2 separate regions of the Mus musculus genome follow, and region 2 is linked to region 1. A link is a loop called in an ENCODE intact Hi-C map of the cell type or tissue named here. Cell type or tissue: heart. All regions are shown on one strand.

Evidence for each region. A loop is a pair of places that touch in the nucleus more often than their neighbours do. Peaks named below come from ENCODE experiments on the same cell type or tissue, not always from the same donor. Only the 100,000 strongest peaks of a DNase experiment are listed, where the experiment ranks them.
Region 2: it touches region 1 in a loop (2.8-fold over the local background); 5 of 42 quality-filtered maps call a loop at or near these places.

Annotation. Positions count from the first base shown.
Region 1 is chr10:24,162,663-24,167,662 of GRCm38, reverse strand. All of the region lies in intron 2 of Stx7 (syntaxin 7), which reads right to left. Among named protein-coding and RNA genes, the nearest start is that of Stx7, 16 kb to the right of the region's middle. In heart, no CTCF peak of the experiment used is centred here; a DNase peak (open chromatin) is centred at 2,932; H3K4me3 peaks cover 467 bases; H3K27ac peaks cover 1,074 bases.
Region 2 is chr10:24,618,989-24,623,988 of GRCm38, reverse strand. No RefSeq gene overlaps it. Among named protein-coding and RNA genes, the nearest start is that of Gm15270, 26 kb to the right of the region's middle. In heart, CTCF peaks have their summits at 1,251 (motif pointing right) and 2,208 (motif pointing right); DNase peaks (open chromatin) are centred at 1,208 and 2,188.

The sequences.
Region 1 (5,000 bases):
CAGACACACAAGTTACACTCTCATACAATATGACATAATCTAAATGCATACTATTATATGAATCAGAGTCTTCGGAGATCTGACACAAACCTCACCCAACTGTATAAACTTGGGCAAGTGACTTAAGCATTCCAAAACTAAATTTTCATCTGATAGACTCGATGACAAAATCTGATAAGAACATTTTAAAAAATACACAATGGTTAATTTTAGGTAGAGAATATACAATTTTATTTATTTTTGTTTTTATATTTATTTATTTTAATTTAATTTTATGTGTAATTCATTTTTTACACTCCATATTCCATTCCCCGCCCCTCCCCATCCACACTGACTGCTCCACATCCCACACCTCCTCCCAACCCTACCCCGTCTCCACGTGGACGCTCCCAACCCCCATCCCTCCTGACCTCTAAACTCCCTGGGGCCTCCAGTCTCTTGAGGGTTCGGTGCATCATCTCTGAATGGACACAGACCCTGCAGTTCTCTACTGTATGTGTGTTGGGGGGCCTCATATCAGCTGGTGTATGCTGTCTGTTTGGCGGTCTACTGTTTGAGAGATCTCGGGGGTCCAGATTAATTGAGACTTCTGGTCCTCCTACAGAACCAGAATATTCAGTTTTAAAGAGAGAGCTACAACTTTCTAGGTTAACGTTAGGGAGATGGCTCGGTGGGTAGAATGTTTGCCACACAGGCTTGAGACCCTGAATTCAGATCGCTAGAACACATGCATGCACAGCAAGCACCGTATCCATGCATCTATATTCCCGTTGCTCCCATGCCAGGGTGGGAGGCTGAGACAGGAGGCTCCACACAAGTTCACTGGGCAGCTACATAACACAGCATAAACACTGTCCTAAGTGAACTAGCTGGAAGGTGGCAAGGACTGGTTTCTGAGGTTGTTGTCCTTTGACTTCTACGCTATGGGACATATGACTGTACATACATACATAAATAAAGACACACACATACACACACAATCATATACATATCATGCACACACAAAATTTTAAAAATTAAAAAATAAAATACTCGATTAAGACAGCAGTCACAATTGCATGTGCTATAATTGCATGTGCTCTTAGCACTCTGGAGGCTGATGGATTACAAATTCAAGACCAACAAAGGCCATACAGCAGGAATCACAAACACCGAAAGAGTTTAGGTACCTTCCAGAAAGACAATGTAACTAAGATCACGGGGATGTTTCCTGCAGAGCTGCTTCCCACCTGTGCCTGCAGAAAGGTAACACTGAGTTCTCAGTAAACAGGACTTTCCGAATGGCTCTCTCACTCCTAAGCGGAGAACAATGGTTCATGGGCTGCAAGCAGCTGCAGCCAGCCAGCCCTCGGTGATGTCTGTGGGTGTTCTCTTTGACTTCAAAGGGGATGAAGACAACCCTCCCCCGCAGAAGTTAAATGGTCACAACTCTGATCACAAACACATTACTACCTCAGCCGTGGTTTCTTCACCGATCTTGGTAACAGTAATATTGAGGGAAGACTATAGACAATAAACACACCAAAGCAGAACACAGTTCATGTCCTATGTGAATTCTTCCAAAGTAACTAAAAGTATCAACTACTTTTAAAAAAGGAACTCTGGTATACACATGCAGGGCAGTTACTCTGTAATGAAAAGTGCTGCTCAGGAATGGCTACAGAACAAACAGGCAAGGGATTTCATAAAGAACTCAAAGAGATGTATTGTCAAAATAATTCCAGGAAACAAAAACTAGTCAGCTTCAAGCAACCAAATACATGTAGGACCATTGCCCAACTAACCACAAACTGTAATTTCATAAAAGGGAAGCAACACTGTGATCCAACCAATCCCTGTGCATAGATTTTGTTCATGGTAAATAAGGCTAAAAGTAACTGTGATTATTTATCTGAATGTAGCCTGCTGTGTTCACATGGGGATGCTGGCATATGGACTGCATCACTTTATCCATGTAGATCTCTAAGCATGCATTCTGGAAACAGGATAGGTGCCAAGATCCCCGGCTCATAAACAAACATTCAGTCTTCAGATAAAATTTTCATGAATAAAGGGTGGTGAATATATTGATGTTAACACCCACTAATGGAATACATGAAGCTAGCAGGTGCAGGAGAAAAGGTAAATCATAAAAAATACCCTTTGCATATTATAACCTCATGCTCTTAATTTTTTTTTTAATACTTTGGTGACTGAGGCATTCAAACCTTTCTCTCAAAGATTAACATTTTAATGGGGGAACACAGGGCGGAAATCGTAATTAAATTTTTATTTTTCTGATAAAAGGCATTATAAAATGAAAGCAAGATGATGAGAAAATGATTATAAAGAATAGCCAAGTAAGACATCCCTTAGATAAATGTACTGAGGTCACCTGAATACACAAAAGGGTAATACACATGCGGCTGCTTGCAGCCCATGAACCATTGTTCTCCCCTTAGGAGTGGGAGAGCCATTCGGAAAGTCCTACTGAGCCTGTTTACGGAGAACTCAGTGTTACCTTTCTGCAGGCACAGGTGGGAAGCGGGTTCCAAGGCCCTGAGGTGTGAAAGGGTCAGCCCAAGAAGCCTCAGGAAGAACCTGAGGTGGGCAGTGGGGGAGGCAGGTTGGATGCGGGTGTGAACAGCACAAGGCTCACACTTCCTTGCAAGGGCCAAGAGAGTCACAGATGAATTGAAATCTGGGTGTGACGTGTGCTCATGCATTAAAAATCTGCCTTGTTGTCACTGTGGAGAAGATAAGAGGGCAAGAAAGGGGGCAGAGAGGACAATGTGGAGGCTGCTGTCATCTGAAGTAGTAAGAACAGTGTGGACCCGGTGGCCACAAAAGGAGAGAAGGGACCAGCGGGCTGTGCACTTCTGTGCACTTCGACTGGATCCAGGCAGGGGAGTTTCCCAGATCACAAGGCAGGACAGGAACCAAAGGGAAGAGAGTTCACGCTCAGGGCATGAGCCGGCAGATGATTCACACACAGGCAAGAGAGAGAGTTCCAGGAAGCACCTCGGCCACTGATTAAGACTGGTGTATGAAGTGAGAAGAGTATACTCCCACCGCCAAGAGCAGACACTCTACCCCATAGGGCAAGTCACCATAGAAACCAGAACTGCCCTTCTCACTGAGATTCCCCCAGGAGAAATACTCTCTCTCCTACCTGTATCTGGACTGCGTCAACAGTTGGACATGAGAAAATTATAATACCAGAACTGTGGGTACTCCAGGGGGTAAATAATGTCAGCCATCTATTTTCAGATGTGACAGCAGATCTGCTCACTTCTGGGGACTGGAGTCCTTTTTACAGAAAAGCCTGCTGTGATGCCAAAGAGAAAAGTCCAAATACTCGCTTCCCTTTTGTGCACTCATGTGTTCAGAGGCAAAAATGGACGTCTCTTCACTAGACCAGAACGCACTTCCCCCCAGAACAACAAGATGACCTATAGTTTAAAAACTATTTTTATTGATCCTTTGAGGATTTCAGACAATAAATTTTGACTAGACTCACTCCCTCAGTTCCTCCCAGAACCAACTTAAGAACCCCCTCAGAACCTTGCAGGCCCAGAGCTAAACAGAGATTCTTATTAACAAACAGGGACAGTGAGTGTGAAGTAAGAACAGTTACTGCACTGCATGGAGACAATGTGGGTCTTTTAGACAGACAGACAGATGATTCAACATAAAACATGCTTCTGTTATCTTCTTCTAACATTTATAGCAAAGGCTCAAGCTTTTACCGAGTATCTTCCCAGAGAGCTCCAGAAAACATACACAGAAAAGCACATTTAATATTATTATACAAGCTTTAGCAGAAATGTCTACACTCAAATTCTGATGGGAAGATTTTTTTTCTTTTTCTAGTTATTTGCTGTTTATTTTGTGTGCACGAATGTTTAGCCTATATGTGTGTGTGTATATATGTATGTATGTATGTATGTATGTATGTATGCAGGTATGTATGTGTACCATGTGCCCAGGGTGGGCAGATGAGGGTGTCACATCCCTTGGAACTGGAGTTACAGATGTTTGTAAGTCACCTTGTAGATGCTGGGGACTAAATCCCACTCTCTGCAAGCAACCTCTCCAGCCCCACAACAAGAAGATTTTGTTACCAATGTATATGATTAGTTTGTTTACAGAAAGTTCTTAGCCACCTTAGAGTCTCCTTAAAAACAAAGAATACTTAAATGCCAGAATTTTCTTATTGGAAATGTTATTCTTTGGCAATCTCACACTTGTATGTAATGACTATGGCTGCTCTCTCTTCCCCTTCCCCTTCCCTCTGCCTTGCCAGCCACACTTCTTTACAAATCTTCCCACACCCATTCCTTTTTGTTTGGTCCCACAGAATGTAACTAGGCCCATCTGTTTGACCCTGGGTTTGTAACTACCCATTAATGGCAGAGAGTTCACTAGAACAACTATGTATGGATTTTTTTTTTTTTTAGTCAAATACTGTTTCACAGTTAACTGTTCTAAATTCTATTTATTAATTTTCTTCAATTCTTAATTCAGTTAATTCACTGCATGGCTCACTCTTGAAACATTTATGTCAATAACTCCCATCTTCTAGTATCAGAAAATACCTCCTAATCCTGGTGGTACTCTAGCCTAGTGCTTCTCAACCTGCGGGTGTCACCCCTGTGTGGGGGTGACAGATCAGATATCCTGCATATCAGATATTTACATTATGATTCATAACAGTAGCAAAATTACAGTTATCAAATAGCAGTGAAGTCATTTTATGGCTGGGGGGTCACCACAACAAGAGGAACTGTATTAAAGGGTCACAGTGTTCGGAAGGTTGACGATCACTGCTCTAGTAGCTCTTACAAATGGCTGCTTCCATTATGAGAATCTGTAAATAATGTATAAGTCCCATGACAAATGGCCTCTTAACACTAAAACCTGCACATGATAGGAGAGTTTTCAGGAGTCCTTGAAACTCTGGCTGAGATTTAACTTTATAAAGTTGGAAGAGATTAATCCAGTGTGCATGCGTGTGCGCA
Region 2 (5,000 bases), 460 kb before region 1:
ACCGCAGAGAGGAATGCTGCCCTTCACGAGGGATAGTCTGAGTCTTTCGAAAGTTCCTTCCTTGTTCGACCAGACAGGACCATGATTGATGGATAAAGATTCAGATGTGGGACATGCTGAAGCAGGGCAGGCAAGTCTGTGGAGACCCAGTTCCGTCTATTTGAAGTGGTTGTCTCTTTGCCAGCACTCCCAAGAGAATAGTGGGCTGTTTGATCTCTGGTCCCCATCAAAGGTGCCCTTGACAGACTGCAGCCCAGGTCTGTAAGCTTCCTCATAAACCCATGTTTGGAAAGATATCTCTTGGGTGGGGGGGTTGCGGAGAGGGGGTTATTTTGGTTTGAAACTGGAAGAAAGGAGGCTTGAAACTTAGTTGGAAGTGAGAAATATCAAGGTGGGGCAGGCAATGAATCTGGAGGGGACAATATCCTGTGAGTAAAAACAGTGGGTCTTGAGGCGGTTTCTGAGATGCTTGGCTGTTAACTCTCTCATCAGCCGCCCTCCTTGTCCTACTGGCTTGGCCCTGCAAGGCTGGGGTGCGGTCATTGATGCGTCTCTCCAGCTCCCGTTCCTAACTGGAACTGTTCGTTCTGCTAACGATCCCAAAACAACTTTTGTTTTGGGAAAGATGACCAAGCAGTCGCTTGTTAAGAATCCACTGAACCCCTCTTTCAGACCAGGAACAGTGGAAGATTCACAGCAGAGTAGGGTAGATAGAGACACAAATATACACACCATGTCTTGCTGTTGTTGCTGTGGTTATATACATACTGTGTCTTCCTGTTGTTATTTTGGGCTATGTGGATAATTTTCATTTGCCGGGGAAGTCAGACAGATTTAAGGCAAATGGGCATATTCTTTTCTAGCAGGAAAGGGACACTGTAGAGCCTTGGCAAGCTTCACCACTGAACCATTATGAGCCCCTGAGTCTCCATATGCTTCAGAAAACTCCCAACAGAACGCTCAGGGGAGCCATAACAAATTGCTTGGCATTTCTGTAGAAGACTGACAATATTCCTCACCTACTCTCATCTCTAATTGATGTCCTGTTTTTCCTTTTGTTAATCTTGCCAGGTACAGTATTGCTGTCTGTCCTTCTTAGATGGTGTGATCGAGAATTACTTAATATGTGTTTTGGAAAAGATCTATTATTTTTATTTTACAAGTATGAATGTCCCGCTTAGATGCATGTTCATGTAGTACCCAAAGAGCCCAGAAGAGGGCGGTGGAATCCACGGAACTGGAGGGCCAGATGGTTGTGCGCCACCATGTGGATACAGGGAAAATCTCACTGGGTTCCTCGGAATAAACAGCATAATGCTTTTAACTGCTAAGCCATTTCTTCAATGTTTTGTAGTCTCAAGTTGTGAACGTATCTTGGGCCTTGTCCACAGAAATTCTCTGCAGCCTGGCTTGCAAATACACTTTTCCAAAAATCTTTCCACATTGCTTTAAGCCAAGTGGCCTGGAGATTATAGAGTTTTTAAGTCCTAAAATCGTTTTATATTAATCCTTCGGCTTGTATTTCTCAGACTACATAGGTAGGACTATGTCAAACCTCAAACTGCTTTTGTGGGAAGAACCATGATTACAGCCCCCCTCCCCCATCCAGACTAAATAATTTTTCTTCTTGGACTCGTGGAGTAGATATTGTAGCTCATTCTTTCCATGAAGATGTGGTAACGTTGGAGTCCTGGTTTACGGGAAGACTGGCCGTGGTACGGAGGACGGAGTTTCAACTTTACCTCTTACACTTACAATTTCCTATGCTCTGCTCACAAGAGTGCTACGACCCAGGACCCTGGTTGCTGACAGCAGAAGTCTCCCTTCCAGGGATGCCTGTGGTCCACACAGCTGAAGGTGTTCATTTTTTCATGATTTCAAGGTGCTGCAGAAATTCCCATTATTACTGAAGGCTCAGCAATAGATTTTTAAAGAATATTTATTCTTGTGGCAGAAGCAAATAATCTATTTTAGGCATGGCCCATATCACAAGTTTTTACTGTTCAAGTATGGTCACTTGCCTTGATTTAGTTACTTTAGTCAGTTTGTATATGCTAAGCTATTTCGGCACCTCCTTTGGGTGGCCTTGCCCTCGCCTGCAAATCATTCGAGAACGTGGTCAAATTGTTCCTTACAGAGGGGGTCAACCCCTTTTTCCCAAGAGCCAGCGGAAAGAACCTGAAAGTCCTTCAGGGCTGCTATGCCAGTTTCTGCCACTTGGTGGCACTGTCGAACACGGGTCCTCCTGGCTTCGGGGTACAGAATTTGGTATTTCTCTTTCCTCCTTGGAGGTAGCCTCATTTGGACAGCAAGGTTACACTTCTTAGTTCAATCAGATTTCTGGCCATTGTATTCCGTGTCTACATCACCTTTTGGCTCCAGCCAACCAAGAGTTTAGAGTTCAAATATTTTGGTGAATATGAACCTTCCTCCATCAATAATATCTAATTAAAAACAGTAATGGATACAATGCCTCACCATTTTGCAATGGTTCCATACACAGGCAGCAATGGAGCCCAGCAGGAAAACGACTTATCCCGAAGAATTCTACAAGTTGATAAAAGATAATTGACTGGTGGCAGTACCACCGTGACTTTGGACCCCAGGTCGTGGCACACAGTTAGATGTATCTCTGGATACAGTACCCATGGATGTTACATTTTTTTTTCCAGGTCTACAGAATTTTCTGAGATTTGAGAGAGCTAGTTAATTCTTTAAGAAATGAAAATAGTAAGTAGAATCAAATTAGATTTCTTTTTACATGGAGGACAAAACAGTATGTCAATTATTCAATTAGTTTGAGTCCTGAGAATTATGTCTAGAGTGCGTGTGAGACTTTCCAAGTAGGTATGCTCTCATTGCTGAGTTCTTCATACAACTTCTCTGAAGACAGCTCTGCCGAGGCAAGTTTAAAATGATAACACAGATGTTCCAGAAACATCTTCAGATGACGGAGTGTTGTTTTATTTCTGATTCTTTTCCTCCTCCTCTCTGAGCAGTGGCGCTGATGGTGATGTTTGTCTTTACACAGCTTTTACCATGCAAAGCATATTGGTGCCCTTGACTCTACTCTACAGTTCTGGAAATGTGTGAAATGAGTTAACCCTCCTGCCAGTCCATGCAGGCGCACATTTAATATTATCCCTGAGCTATGAGGAGTCCAGATTTGCTATGTTGGAGCTGAACTTCAAAAGCTAACATTTATGGGGAAGTTTCCTATAAGAAAGTCTATTTTGGGAATTTATTAATCCCTGCTCTCTAAGTGCAGTGAGTCCCATCAGTGTGTTTGGCCTCCGTTGCTTGGAAGCAATCTATGGCCAGTTTAAGACTTGTCAATTATACAGTCACCTCCAAAAAATAGTATTTATTGGTTGACCCTAAGCCCATGTAACAGACTAACTCACAGATAGCATTGACATTCAACCATCCACTAATACCTCATCTAGAAGGAGCACATTCCGTTCAGAACAGAGAGCTCCTAGGCGCCTCTTCATCTGGTCTCTACGCGAGAGCCTTCGTGCATGCCCAAGTCAGGATCTGAGCATAAGAGCTAATGAAAATGACCCAAAACATATGATTTGCTAGGGAATCGGGTTTGTCTAGCAAATAAGGGCTCCCATTTTTCAGTACGTATGAGGACATGGCTAGATAGCTTCCGATGCAGCAAGGTGTTCTAGAGGTGGTGAGAAGTGAAAAGTGGTTATCAAATACTTTACACATCACAAAAAAATAGTTTGTGCTAAACATGGATGTGATTACACACACCGACTTGAAATAGAGCGCCACTGCCCAACGGAAGTGTGAGGTGTGCAATTCAAAACTTTCAGGAGTGTCATTTAAAAAGAGAGAAATAGGTAAAATTAATAACAACGATTTATGATATATTAATTTATATAGAAACTTACATAAATTTATTTGTTTATGATGTATGTATATTAATTTATATAGAAACTTACATAAATTTATTTGTTTATGATGTATGTATATTAATTTATATAGAAACTTACATAAATTTATTTGTTTTTCATATAGATTATCACTAATAATATATTTTAATATGTTAATGCTATATACCACATGCTAGTGATAGGTTTTATTTAACACAATATTATTATTTTGGCATATAAACAGCATGCACTTCTTGATATTTTTATATGTTTCAAAATAATTAATACTGGAAATTTGGTTAGATGTGTGAGGGAGGAAGCCTTGGGGCCACTCAGTGAATAGAGATTTGAGCTAAGATCTGAGCCGAGAGCCAGAGCCCTCTGGAGAATCAGAGAGAGTGAGCTGTGATGGCAACAGCTGGCTCCCACTCTTCCCAGGGGTCCCCCTCCACACCCATCTCATAACTCAGACCCCCGAGTCCCCTCCCCCCTCAGTTAACACTTGGGTTTTGTCTTAGTTCAGGTTTCTATTGCTGTAACAAAACACCATGACTAAGAAGCAAGTTGGGGAGGAAAGGGTTTATTCGGCTTATACTTCCACATTGTAGTCTGTTACTGAAGGAAGAATTCATTTTTCAACTTTCTCATTTTCTTATATTATTTGACCCCCCCCCCACAGGTTTACATAGGGGTGTGTGTGTGCGCATGTGCGCGTGTGTGTGTGTTTGGGGGGGGGTGCATGCCCACATACAGACCCCTGTGTGGGCCTCTGAAGAGTTCATAGGCTCTAGCACCTGTGTACTCCCCAGAAGACATTGAAGCTCAAAGGATGTTTGATCCAGGAACTATTCTAAGTGAGGCAAATGTATGCCAGACATGCACCTTGCAAAGAAACAGAAATTACATGTCTAGCACCATCCAAAGGTCGTCAGCTCCTGCTTCCACGTTCCTGCCCTGAATGGATGCCTGTCCTGACTTCCTCCAATGATGTACTGAGATCTGGAAGTGTAAGCCAAATAAATTCTTCCCTCCCCAACTTAATTTTTGGTCATGGTGTTTCATCACAGCAGTAGTAACCCTAACGAGGACAATATCCTTACAAACAAACAAACA